Regions from separate parts of the Mus musculus genome. Here region 1 is linked to region 2. A link is a contact called in ENCODE Hi-C or POLR2A ChIA-PET data. All regions are on one chromosome and are shown on one strand. Each heading gives the region's core, a stretch centred on a gene start or an enhancer-like site at or near the end of the contact. The rest is flanking DNA. Distances are from core to core; before and after follow the strand shown. Region 1 holds the start of Sod1 (superoxide dismutase 1, soluble). Region 2 holds the start of Mis18a (MIS18 kinetochore protein A).

Evidence for each region. A loop is a pair of places that touch in the nucleus more often than their neighbours do. ChIA-PET counts read pairs that join two places held with the same protein, here RNA polymerase II (POLR2A).
Region 1: a map of heart shows a loop between it and region 2 (2.5-fold over the local background). The contact joins the promoter of Sod1 here to the promoter of Mis18a in region 2. A Hi-C loop is called at or near these places in 1 of 37 maps with a recorded cell type or tissue (heart). POLR2A ChIA-PET finds 5 or more read pairs at or near these places in 1 of 5 experiments (Patski).

What each region holds. Positions count from the first base shown.
Region 1 is chr16:90,217,148-90,223,719 of GRCm38, forward strand. Sod1 (superoxide dismutase 1, soluble) reads left to right here and starts at 3,615. Exons shown (of 5, transcript NM_011434.2): 1 at 3,615-3,782; 2 at 5,633-5,729. The coding sequence starts at 3,711.
Region 2 is chr16:90,723,124-90,729,220 of GRCm38, forward strand. Mis18a (MIS18 kinetochore protein A) reads right to left here and starts at 4,248. Exons shown (of 5, transcript NM_025642.1): 1 at 3,903-4,248; 2 at 3,170-3,236. The coding sequence starts at 4,149. It overlaps Gm17518 (a long non-coding RNA gene), which reads left to right and starts at 4,297. Exons shown (of 2, transcript XR_876238.3): 1 at 4,297-4,548; 2 at 5,197-6,097.

The DNA of each region.
Region 1 (6,572 bases), core at 2,365-4,864, 510 kb before region 2:
GTGAGAAGTGGGCAGTGAGGGTACTAACCATCCTGCGATGTAGAGGACAGCTGCCACAGATTATCTAGCTAAAAATGTCAACAGCACAGAGGCTATATAACACAAACACTATTAAATAGCTAACTAGTAAAGTTCTGAAATCCTGTCTGAGGAGGAGACGTGAGGTTCTAGGTGGAGGTACCTTTTGGGGTTTCCTATAGCAGATGCTGCCTGAGAAGGGCACAAGACTTCTTCTATAGCTCTGCTGGGGATCCCATTGTGCAGGCCCTGGGAAGGCTGCTCAACTCCTCCAGTCCTGAAGCCCTTGCCTGGCTTTCCAGCGTCCACACAAGAGACCACTACAGCTCTATTTGAGTGTTTCAAGAGTGGTAATCATTGTTTGAGGAAGGCCCTTTGTACCCATGGCCTGCTTTCTCGGCGGGTTGACAATGAACTGAAATCCAACCCTAACTTCCTGGAACCCAAAGAAAGTCTGGCTTTGGACAAAGGCCCTTTGGCTGGGATTTGTGCTTATGTAACTCTTCAGTATACATGCAAGTTATCTGGAGAATACTAGTGAGAATAGCATCATAGTCACAGAATATATATATGTAAAATAATCCTTTTACCTTACAATGGTTTAGTATAGTTTTTTTTTGTTTTTGGTTTTGTTTTGTTTTTCTGAGACAGGGTTTCTCTGTGTAGCCCTGACTGTCCTGGAACTCACTCTGTAGACCAGGCCAGCCTGGAACTCAGAAATCTGCCTGCCTCTACCTCCCAAGTGCTGAGATTAAAGGCGTGCGCCACCCCTGCCTGGTGGTTTAGTATAGTTTTAAGCGTGACCATTAAGGGGCAGGGTGTGTATCTGAAGGATGACTGAGGCATGCCTGGAGTGCCTCAGGAGAAAATGTGAACTGTGTATCTCTCACAGAAGATGAATCAGCAGGGCTAGCTGTGTGCCTGTTTCCTTCAGCTGCCTTTAGAGTAGTAGCTGTGACTTCTACTCCCAGGCCCTCACAGCAACTAACATTTACCTGTGGTAGGAGGGGACAGCTCGTGAGGCCCCACCCTCTCTGAAGCTATACACGTGGCTGGCAGTTGCTGAGAGGCTCTTCTGCTGTGTAGTGTCTGGGTCCACCCATGCTCCTGTAAGTAACCCAAATAAACTGGTTTGTTCACCACACTGGATTTGGGCAGAATTACTGTTTCTTCGGTTTGCTAGGGACTCTTTCTATTTGTGGTAAACAGAAAAAAGACTCCGCAGGAATAGTCCTAGAGCAGAGACCAGGGACCTACATAAATAAGCGTACCCCATCCCTAGGGGCCAAATCAGCTTCTCCTCTTGTTTCTCCGGCCTGGAGTTAGGTTTCAATATTCTAAGCCCTGCCTCCTGAGTGTAGCAGAACATGAGGATGTATGCATGAGCTCTTGGGAGACCACAGAGATTTCAACCTTAAGAAGACACCATGTTCTTTTTAGTTAAGAATTTCCCTTCTCAGCCGGGCAGTGGTGGTACATACCTTTAATCCCAGCACTTGGGAGGTAGAGACAGGCAGATTTCTAAGTTTGAGGCCAGCCTGGTCTACAGAGTGAGTTCCAGGACAGTCAGGGCTACACAGAGAAACCCTGTCTCGAAAAAAAAAAAAAAATCCCTTTCTCTGGCTATAAGGATGGCTCAGTGGTTAAGAGCACTGACTGCTCTGCCAGAGGTCCTGAGTTCAAGTCCCAGCAACCATCTGTAATGGGAAATAATGCACTCTTCTAGTGTGTGTCTGAAGACAGCTGTAGTGTACTCATATAAATAAAAAATAAATCCTAAAAAAAAAAAGAATTCCCTTCCTCTTATTGATACCCTTTCTTGTCTCTAGGGACCCCCCATATATCTTTCTAGACATTTCTGAGAACTCATGTAAATACATGCTGAGCCCCCTCTTTGTAGTTTGTAACCTTTGCTCATTCCATACCATTTTAACAAATATTTTCCTTGAAACACTATTTCTCACCCATTGCATGGAGGTATCACATAGGACTTTATCAGGCATCCTGTTCTCCAGTGTGTGGCTTAGAGCCAGTGGAATGCACGGCGTGTCCGAGAACCACTTCACACAGGGAAGAGAATACAGATTTTTACTCAGCAAGTAACACCAGCTGGGAATGGTGGGGCAGACAAGCAATCCTAGTTACTAGGGATGCTGAGGCAGGAGGATCTTAAATTCAAGTTTAGTCCCTATCTCAAAAATTAAAAAAGAACCCCTCTAACCCCAGCAACTGAGAGGCAGAGGCCAGGGAGATCTCTGTGAGTTCAAGGTCAGCCTGTCTGTTCTACACAATGAGTTCCATGAGAGCCAAAGGTACACAGTGTGATATTTTTAAAAAGGTATGTGTGTCTTTTTTTTTTTCAAATTTTTATTATTTTCTTCATTTACATTTCAAATGCTATCTGGGGAGTCCCCTATACCACGCCCCCCTGCTCCCCTCCCCACCCACTCCCACTTCTTGGCCCTGGCATTCCACTGTACTGAGGCATATAAATTTGCAAGACCAAGGGCCTCTCCTCCCAGTGATTGTCGAGTTGGCCATCTTCTGCTACATATGCAGCTAGAAACACGAGCTCCGGAGGTACTGGGTAGTTCATATTGTTGTTCCACCTATAGGGTTGTAGACCCCTTCAGCTCCTTGGGTACTTTCTCTAGCTCCTCCATTAGGGGCCCTGTGTTCCATCCAATAGATGACTGTGAACATCCACTTCTGTATTTGCCAGGCACTGGCAAAGCCTTACACGAGACAGCTATATCAGGGTCCTTTCAGCAAAATCTTGCTGGCATACGCAATAGTGTCTGCATTTGGTGGCTGATTATGGCACGGATCTCCAGGTGGGGCAGTCTCTGGATGGTCCATCCTTTTGTCTCAGCTCCAAACTGTGTCTCTGTAACTCCGTCCATGGGTATTTTGTTCGTTATTTTAAGGAGGAATGAAGTATCCACACGTTGGTCTTCCTTCCTCTTGATTTTCTTGTGTTTTGCGTGTGTGTGTGTGTGTGTGTGTGTGTGTGTGTGTCTTAACTGGCAGAGCACTTGTCTGTCATGCAGGGGGCGGGGTGGGGGGTGGGGACTGTCTAATCTCCAGCTCTAGTAACAAAAATAAAAGAAGTAAAAAATAAGTAAGAAACGGGGGTGTGTCTAGAGATAGAACATGGGCTTTACACATTTTAGACATCATGAGAAAATAAAGCTGGAAATGACACTGGGCATCCATCTTGGCGCATCTCAACTTTCACACTGCAACCGAGGCGCGCTGTGCAAAGTCAGTGACAATCCGCATTTCCAGACACAGTGGGTTCAGACCTTCCAGGCGCGCACGCGGGCCTCGTGTTCTCGGTTTCCGCGGCGACTCGGCCGACGTCACAGTTAGAAGACAATAGCGACTTTCCCCGCTCAGGCTCCTCGGGAACTTTCTCAGTCCGCACGCTCCAGGAGCCGGAGCTACCCTCCGCCCCGCCCCCAGCGTGCCCCGCGGCCAGGGAGCTCCACGAAGGGCGGGCGGAGGCCGCGGGTAGCGATTGGTTCCGTGCCAAGGTGGGCGTGGTCAGACTCAGGCCTATAAAAGCTCCGTGGCGCCAGGGCCTCGTTTTTTTGCGCGGTCCTTTCCTGCGGCGCCTTCCGTCCGTCGGCTTCTCGTCTTGCTCTCTCTGGTCCCTCCGGAGGAGGCCGCCGCGCGTCTCCCGGGGAAGCATGGCGATGAAAGCGGTGTGCGTGCTGAAGGGCGACGGTCCGGTGCAGGGAACCATCCACTTCGAGCAGAAGGCAAGGCCCGGGGCGCGGGGCGCAGGCCGCGGTGACGCGGCGCACCTGTGCGGGAGCACGCCACGCCCCCGCCACGGCCTGAGCCCGCTAAGTGCTGAGTCACCGTGGCCTGGGGCAGGGGCTGGGCGCCGGGAAGCGAGGCCCGGGGCGCCGCGGGGCCTTCCGGGCGGGCGGGGGCCTCCCCGCGCCCCGGAGCGGCTGGGCCTGCCCGGGAGAGCCGGCTTGGCATCCGTTATCCTTCTGGGGCTGCTGCTTTTCCGGTGTCCGTGTCCCACAGGCTCAGAGCCCCGTGGCCACCGGCTGCGATTGTTGTAAGAATATTTGAACCCGGTGGTGCCAGACCGGACTAAGGCCGCAGGACGCGTTTGCGGCACTTTAAAGCAAAGTCCTGGGCTGTTCTGTACTAGGTCAGGGTCGTGTCGCAAGGCGGAAAGAAAGAGATGGCCTTGGACAGCCGTCCCTTGCTTTGCACTCCAGAGAGAGACCCGGCTGTGGGTTTTTTCTACCACAGCGAGTTTCTGAGCACATTTTGGAAAAGTACATAGAGATATTTTCGAAAATACTGTGACCCTGCAAAAACACATGCGTCACAGGGAAGATGTGTGTGGTAAGGTTGTGTCCAGAGCCTTAGGGAGGTTACCGTTGTTGTATTCACCTTAATCCCGAGAGAATATTTGATAAATGAGCGTTATGTGCTCTCTGAAGTGGTGGACATACGTGTGAGAAGGCAGACACCATAGTGAATCCCAAGTGTTTGGTTTACGACGAGAACTGATAACGGCAATTTAGAGTTTTTCGTAACTAGCCTCGTTTCCAGCAGTTTCTTGGCATTGAAATGCGTTTTGTTGTTTTCCTGTGGAAGTTTTTTGTTTTTGTCTTTTTCTCCTCCCCACGTAATTCACTGTGAGAAAGACGAAGTTCGGCTGGGTCTTACCCCTGTGTGTGGGTTTCTGTCATCTTCCACCATGCCATGCCAGAGCAGCTCGCACTATTTTTGTGACGCTGCAAACTACACATCGCTGGTGCCCTTTGTACCCAATGAAACGATAGTTAAGCATTCCAGATTGGCAGTTGTAATCAAAGCTGGTTGATTTAACCTGTTGCCAACTTTTCAGAATCAGATTTTTCTACCCAAAGTTCATATTCCCTTATTCTGTTGCAAAAGTTGGACATTTAAAAAAAAAAAAACCTAAAAAATGATTGTCCTTGCTTGTTGGTCGGTTGCTCTTACATTTTCTCCCTATTGCTACACTTTCTGGAGCAGTACTAATTTGAATTTTGGGTGTTCTTTTCTTTTTTGTTAAGTGGCAAATTTTCTAGATTTGGATAGCTAATGAGATTTTTTTTTTAAGGTAGCTCTGGTTAGACCCAAATGGATCTCCACAGGCAGTAGGACAAAGGCATTTTCTGACCACTAAATAAAAATAGGGGAACTGATAAAATCACTGAATGTGGAGAACAGGGTTCTCGGCAGCCAGTGTTCTGTAAGAGTCAAGTCTGACAGTGCAGTAGCCATCTCTTCCCCAGGCCTGGCATTCAGTAGCCCCTGTTTGTTCCACCTGGTGCTTTCTAAATGCTGTTCAGTCCAGGTGCCTGCACACATGGCATCTGGCAGCAAGTGTTAGGAGAAGTGTGACAGGGAGAGAGAGGCCTAGAGCTGAGCGTCTCCAGAGCCACCCTGTAGGAAGTGGGTCTACTTGGATCTGAACATAGGTTTGATTTTCACTGTTGTGTGTTTTGACTTGAGCTTTTTACTGTGCTTGGTTAGGGTGTAACCCAGCAACAGCCCTGGTGCAGGAGTATTTACACTCAAACTTGATGTCTTCATTTTTGTATTTTTTTAAATCAAGGCAAGCGGTGAACCAGTTGTGTTGTCAGGACAAATTACAGGATTAACTGAAGGCCAGCATGGGTTCCACGTCCATCAGTATGGGGACAATACACAAGGTAGGTCCTAGGCTGGCTAGTGACCAGTGATGGAAAGGAACTGAGTCAGGACCCAATTACTAACCATTTAAAACTATCTCGTTTGTTTTCTTTTTCTTTTAGATAAAGTTAAAATGACCACTTAGGTCAACCTTGGAAAGTAGCCACAAAAGTATTTTATTTAGTATCAAGTATTGCTTGCTTCCTTAAGTGTGGGAAGGTAAAGAAGGTGATTTTTCTTCATTGTAATTATAATTAAGCAGCACCTTGCTTATTCTGGGTGTTTATTGGGTGCTTATTTGGGTGTTTGGAGCTGGGCGTTGAGGATGGATGCATTAGGCAGAGTGTCTAAGGACAACCATGCCTTAGCATGAGAGGCATAGCGGGACAGAAGTGACAAAAACTGAAGATTCAATATAAATGCTTAAGTAAGATTTATTTTCTCTATTTGGGATTAGAATCAAGTCAGTAAAAAGTAGTGGCTTAAATTGCAGTTAGTGAACTTTTACCATATTGGAGTAATGATCTGAATTTGCTTACCGTCATTTAAGAGCCTCATCCATGTTGCGAGAGCCTTTTCCTTTCCTCTCCTTCTCCCCTGCCTTCTTCCCTTCTCCACATAGCCCACGGTGGCCTGGAATTTAGTCTTGTGTGTGCTGTGTTAAAGGCATGTACCATCAACCTGTGTGCTATGTGCCATAATTTGTTCTACAGTTACTTAGGATTGGGTTTGACCCATTTGATAATTACTAAAGTTACCCCGAGTTGCCTCTGGCCTGGTAGCTTTGATTTGTTAAGCTCCTTCCAGAATCCTGCCCAGTTCCTATTTTCTTGGTCTGAGTAAACACTGGAAGTCCTGCATAT
Region 2 (6,097 bases), core at 2,998-5,497:
CAGTCGCTGACATGCATCTGCCATGTCCATGCTAGACCTGTCCTGTTTCCTTACACTGTACTTTGACATAAACACTTTACTATCAACTAGAGACGTGTCAATACAGGCGATTAACGGCATTTTACTGAAGTTTCTGTTATTTCTCTGCGTAACTGTTTCTCCAGTCTTCTTGGCTCCTGTTCCACGGATCTGGCTCTCCCTCTGTGCCCGCTCACATCTTTAAACTGTCCGCACAGTCCAATGTCTCCCAAAAGCCCTTGCAAATTAATGTACCTAAATTACCATTCTACAGTCCCAACATTTACCAAATGCTTACTGGATTTTTAGATCTACTCTTTTTTGTTTGTTTGTTTTTTGGTTTTTCGAGACAGGGTTTCTCTGTGTAGCCTTGGCTGTCCTAGAACTCACTTTGTAGACCAGGCTGGCCTCGAACTCAGAAATCTGCCTGCCTCTGCCTCCCGAGTGCTGGGATTAAAGGCGTGCGCCACCACGCCCGGCTAGATCTACTCTTAATTAAAGTACTGGAATGTACACGACAATGGGTTATTACTTCAAAGTATTTTAATTCCTCCTTCACATGGGACCTGTTACCACTAAGTGTCTGTTCTTGACATCATACCAAAGGGAGCCACTGAAGAGCCAGGCAAGGCAAGACAGACATGGAGATGCTTTCTAATTATCACAACAACATATGGAACAAAGGTCAAAACATCACCACCAGGTAAAATTTCACTAGTGATAGAACTGGTTAAGCTATCTGCCACTCATTCGGTATTGTTTCCATGGTGTGTTTAAAAGACTTCCCATAAGATATGTCGATATATCTTGGGGTTGAGGGACTGGGTGAGAGCCTAAAAGCAGCACTACTCTTGCAGAGCACCTGAGTTGTTCCCAGAATCTACACAGCAGCTCACAGGGTTATTGGGCTTACACTTCCATATTGTAGTCCATCGGTGAAGGAAGTCAGGACACAAACGCAAAGGGGGCAGGAACCTGGAGGCAGGAGCTGATGCAGAGGCCATGGAGGGGTGCTGCTTACTAGCTTGTTCAGCCCGCTTTCTTACAGTACGCAGGGCCATCAGCCCAGGAGTGGCCCCACCCACAATGGGCTGGCCCCTCCCACAATGGGCTGGGCCTCCCCATGGATCACTAGTGAGGAAAAGGCTTTCCAGGCTTGCCTACAGCTCAACCTTATGGAGGCTCTTCCTCACTGAGGTTCCCTCCTCCTCTTCAGATAGAGCTAAACTAACATAGAACTAGGCAGGATAGGTTCTTTATCATAGTCCACACTAATCCAGACCCTAGAACACCCTTGGGGAACAGTAGGGAGTAAGCGGCCACTATCATTGGGCCCAATTCAGCTTATCATTGAACAAGACTTGAGAAGCAACACGAGGCACTATAAAGCAGCTTTAAACAAGAACTGGCTCAATTGTAAGACCCTCCTCGGTAAAGGACAGAAATCAGGAAAACAGAGATAGTACTGCTAGCTCTATAGGCGGCTTCTGAAGCCCATCCCATGCCTTCGTTGACCACTATAATGACTTAGCCAGATGTTCAGTAGAAAGGACCTTCTGAAAAACGTAAAAGCATCCCAAAGCAACACAGTATTTCACAGGGCCCTGGTGAAACAAACCCAAGACAATTTAAGGCAATACAAACAACGGGTTGAGGCCATGCAAGCAAAGAGCTCAAGTAACCCCAGATCACTGACAGGGAAAGGCGGCTCCTTCTCAAATCTCTACCAATCTGAAGCCTGGTCAGTGGGAACACAGTCAGTGCAGAAGAGTGGACCTGCTACACAGACCTGACACACATGGAAAAGGAGCTGACATTAAAAGACTCAAGACGGGAAGCAGAACACCTCAGAGGGAGGAAGGCAATGCCCCGATCCCTGTAAGACTTACTGTAATCAGTGCTCTAGCCGAGGGGAAGCTAATTCCTTGGGCTCGTAGCCTTTGGCCACAAAATAAAATATCACCTAAAGTTGAGATTTGGAGAGATGGCTCAATGGTTAAGAGCACTGGCTGCTCTTGTAGAGAGAGAGCCAAGTTCAACTCCCAGTACCCACAGTGCAGCTCACAACTGTCTGTAACTCCCAGTTCCAGAGGATCCAATGCCCTCTTCTGACCTTCCTAGGCACCAGGCACACACATGGTGAACATACATACATACTTGCAAAATACTCATACATAGAAAATAATAAATTTAAAAATATATGAAATTGAGATTTCCAAGCTTGAAATCAGCTACTTGCCAACAACATAATCTGTCACACCCATATCATCTTTATCAATGTCAATGCAATTTCCCTGCCAGTTTCTATAACACTTATATTCGAATATTACTAAAACCATTATTAAAACCTTCAAGTCAGTCCCACCTCTTGATTCTCTGATTGAGGTACTACCTGAACTAGTTTCTACACCTCAGCAAGACACGGCTCCTCTCTGGGGTAGCAAACATAAAAGGCAGAGCTTTCTACTCAGTCTGCTGAGGACAGCACTTGCCAACACTAGTTAGTAGTCAGCCGTGACAAGTTATCTGTCCCCTCGGCCCCAGCACATGGAACCTGGGACTAGTGACTTACAGCCACAGATGGCCTGTCTGCGTAGCCCAGTCAGCTGTGGGTGTGGGCTCTGTATTAGTATTTTCTGTCTGCCAGTACAAGGAAGAGACAGGCAGCACTGGGACAGGAATAGGACACTTTCAACTTGGAGATTTTAAGATAGATATTTTCTGCTTTACTTTCCATTTTCTTTGGCACCAAACTCAGAGCCCTAAAAATCAGTGTTAAATACACTTTCAGAATCTTAGAAACTCCCACTTTCCGATCTTAAGGGGCTATCACCATCAAATAATGGATCCTTTCTTCTTTTCAATGCATTCAATTACCATGAAAAGTTATATCTCAAGCAATCTCACAGAACGGTCGGTAGAAGATTTTTCCTTAAAATTAAAGTTTTCAGCCGGGCGTGGTGGCGCACGCCTTTAATCCCAGCACTCGGGAGGCAGAGGCAGGCTGATTTCTGAGTTCGAGGCCAGCCTGGTCTACAAAGTGAGTTCCAGGACAGGCAGGGCTATACAGAGAAACCCTGTCTCGAAAAACCAAAAATAAATAAATAAAATAAAATTTTCTCTCACATATTCACATAAATATCTTACTTACCAACCGTCTTCATCTCTGCACTTGGACAGTTTCGGTTCCTTATCCACAGAGACGTTACAGGAGACGCCTGGAAAGAGAGTCGCAACACTTTGTTAGTGTGGTTTGTTGTTACACACCTGCAGACAGGAACTTTTAACTCAACTTTAACTTGTATTTTAGAGGACTAGGGGAAAAAAAGAGCCCAAAGACTGGTGGGAAGTGGGGTACTCCCGTGGTTCAGCACTAAAGGGATGGGGGCCTTCTGGGAGAAGAGGTGGAACAAGGATTACTTCACATCCTTTTCTGAAAACCAGTGGGGTTAAGAGATAAACAAAATGACCCAGCGAAGAGCATTGGGACTCACCCAGTAAAGACATCGCCTACTCTGTGGCCATATACCATACACTTATTTAATCGTCCCCGTTATCCCATCATTATCCCTCGTTTTGGAGACGAGAAACTTGAGGCACAAGCAGTTGAACAGACTGCCCAAGGACACTAAGCTAAGTCCCCAAAGCAGCTGACAGAGTCCGTCAGATGTGAAAACACTCCCCTGAAGGAAGCACCTTCCTAAAACGTCAGGATGACGCTCAACCGCTGCCCTTGGGGGGCATGGAAGACCCAGGAAAAAACTTGTCACTCGTGAGCCACCCACAGGGACGCCTCTCCTGCGGTTTGCTGGGACAGCTCTCGTCCCCACCCCAGCCCCCGCAGCCCCAGGAAACCCCGACGCAGGAGGGCGGCCCGAACTGACTGCGCAACAGGATGCAGTTGGTGTCCTCCTGGCTGGCCACCCAGGTGAGCGAGTCGCCCAGTGGCCGGCGACAGCGGGCACAAAGGAACACCAGCGGGTTCTCCGCCGCGGCCGCCTTCTCCTCAGGCCGTTCCTTCTCTAGCCCTAACGCGTCTGCGCTCGACATGTTTGCCCACTTCTGCAGCCGCAGGTAGCGGCTCGAGTCTTCCGACAGACGCTTCTCCAGCAGGGGGGACTCGCTCGACATAGCCAGGCGGTTTTAACCACAAGCGGTCAAGGAACATCCCAGAGACCAGGAAGCAGCCATGACATACGAATTTGCCGCGCCCCGGAACCTCACGGGAATAATACCTCTGCGCATGCGCAAGGTGCAAGAGGCGGGGCACCGCCCGAAGGGGTGGGACCTGAAGAAGGGCCCGACTGCATCGAAGGCGCATGCTCGCCATCTGACCGGCGCGCGAGCCGCGCTCACTGCGCTTGCGTCCTGCGGTCTTCCTGAGCGAAAGCTGGTGAACTGGGGTGCTGGGGTGCTATCTGCGGGCATTTCAGCTCCTTCCGCCGCTGCTGAGAAAGTTGAAGGCTTCGAATTAAATGAGTAGCAGCTCACCTAGTTCCTCCACACTGTTAGCGGGCATGCCCGTGCTGGGTAAGCAGACCCATCTTCACGGAGCCGAAAGTGGACCCAGGAATTCCAAGCGGTGTACTGCAAGTCACATCTCTGATTCTAGCCCGTCTGCTCCCGGAGACCCGCTTTCCTACATCTAGAAAAAAACAGGGGTCTGTGGCGAGCCAAAGACGCCCCCTGCCTCAAGGACCCAGCGTTACTGAGACTAGCACTGCAAGGAAAAAATATGAGAAGCTGGAGGGGACAGCATCGCTGTGGCTACAGAGTGGGCGTGTGTCTGGGTCAGAGTATGGTTCACCCTACTCCAGGGCGGGAAGGACGGTCAGTCTAAAGAAAGTCAGCTTTTGATTTCAAAGACCACAGGCTAGAGGGAAGGCGCGCCACCACGAACAGCCTGGATGCATCAGTAAGAAACAACACGCAAAGACCACCATATCCCCCTCCCCCCCCCCCCCCCCCCCAGTCACACTACCCAGTTCGCTTCACTAAACTACATCACACTTACCACCTATTTTCGTATCTCTGGCCACTAGCAAAAAGTTTCAAATCCTAAGTCGTTGACCTGACCGAGGTGGTACCAGGCTGGAAACTAGAAAGGCTATTTTGCCTTCTCTGAATATGATTTTGACTTTCTGTTTTTTGAATCTTTTTTTTTTTTTTTTTGTCCAGGCTGCCCAGGAATTCATTATGTAGCTCACCCACAGTGATCCTCCTGCTTCAGCCTCCCACATGCTAGGATAACAGCCCAGCCCAGAGGCAAAGAAATGACTCCTTTTGGAACCTATTTCAACAAGTCCCTGAGGCGTATCGACCTTTAACCGCCAGGAATCCTGTGGTCCTGCTTGAGGTGTGCCAAGACGGAACGGAGCAAAGAATACCATAAACCAACAGACTTTGCAAATACACTGGAAGGTACACCAATAGGCAGATTACAGCAAAGCAGTGGGACCCTGCTGTAGACCCTGATGCTACCTGGCCATACTCTTAGCATTTTGGTTATAAGCTGGGGAATCTGTTTGTACACATTAAAGTATTTAACTAATAGTCAGAAGGATATGGCCACATACAAGGGAGGGGAGTAAATGACCACGGAGGGGACTCAAGGTAACCCCAAATTACTGGGCTTTGAACTTCCAACCTCTCCACATCACTGATGCTCTGATCCTCCAGCTAGCCATTGTAGTCTCTTCTTCTTTCCTGGAAATTTCCTTTAAAGTTCCAAGATCCCCAGTGGATGCAGGAAATAGCAGACGTTGCCAAACACTCTAGAACCAATGTTTTGTTTTGCTGAACTAGGTGTGGTGGGAAGGGAGGGGAAGGAAAAGACAGGAGAAAGGACAGATAGAGGAAGCAGGAGGAGAAATGAATGGATGAGGCCTTGAGCATCTTCCTGAACAGATTGTGGGTTCATTTTTATTTGCATGTATTTAAGGGGGAACATGAACATGCTGGAGGTCAGAGGACAACTTGAAGCCTCTTGTTTTCTTCCTGAGGATTGAACTTGGCCTTGCTACCGAGCGCCTCTGACCTCTGAGACATCACACCAGCCCGAGTTATGGATGTGCAGAAC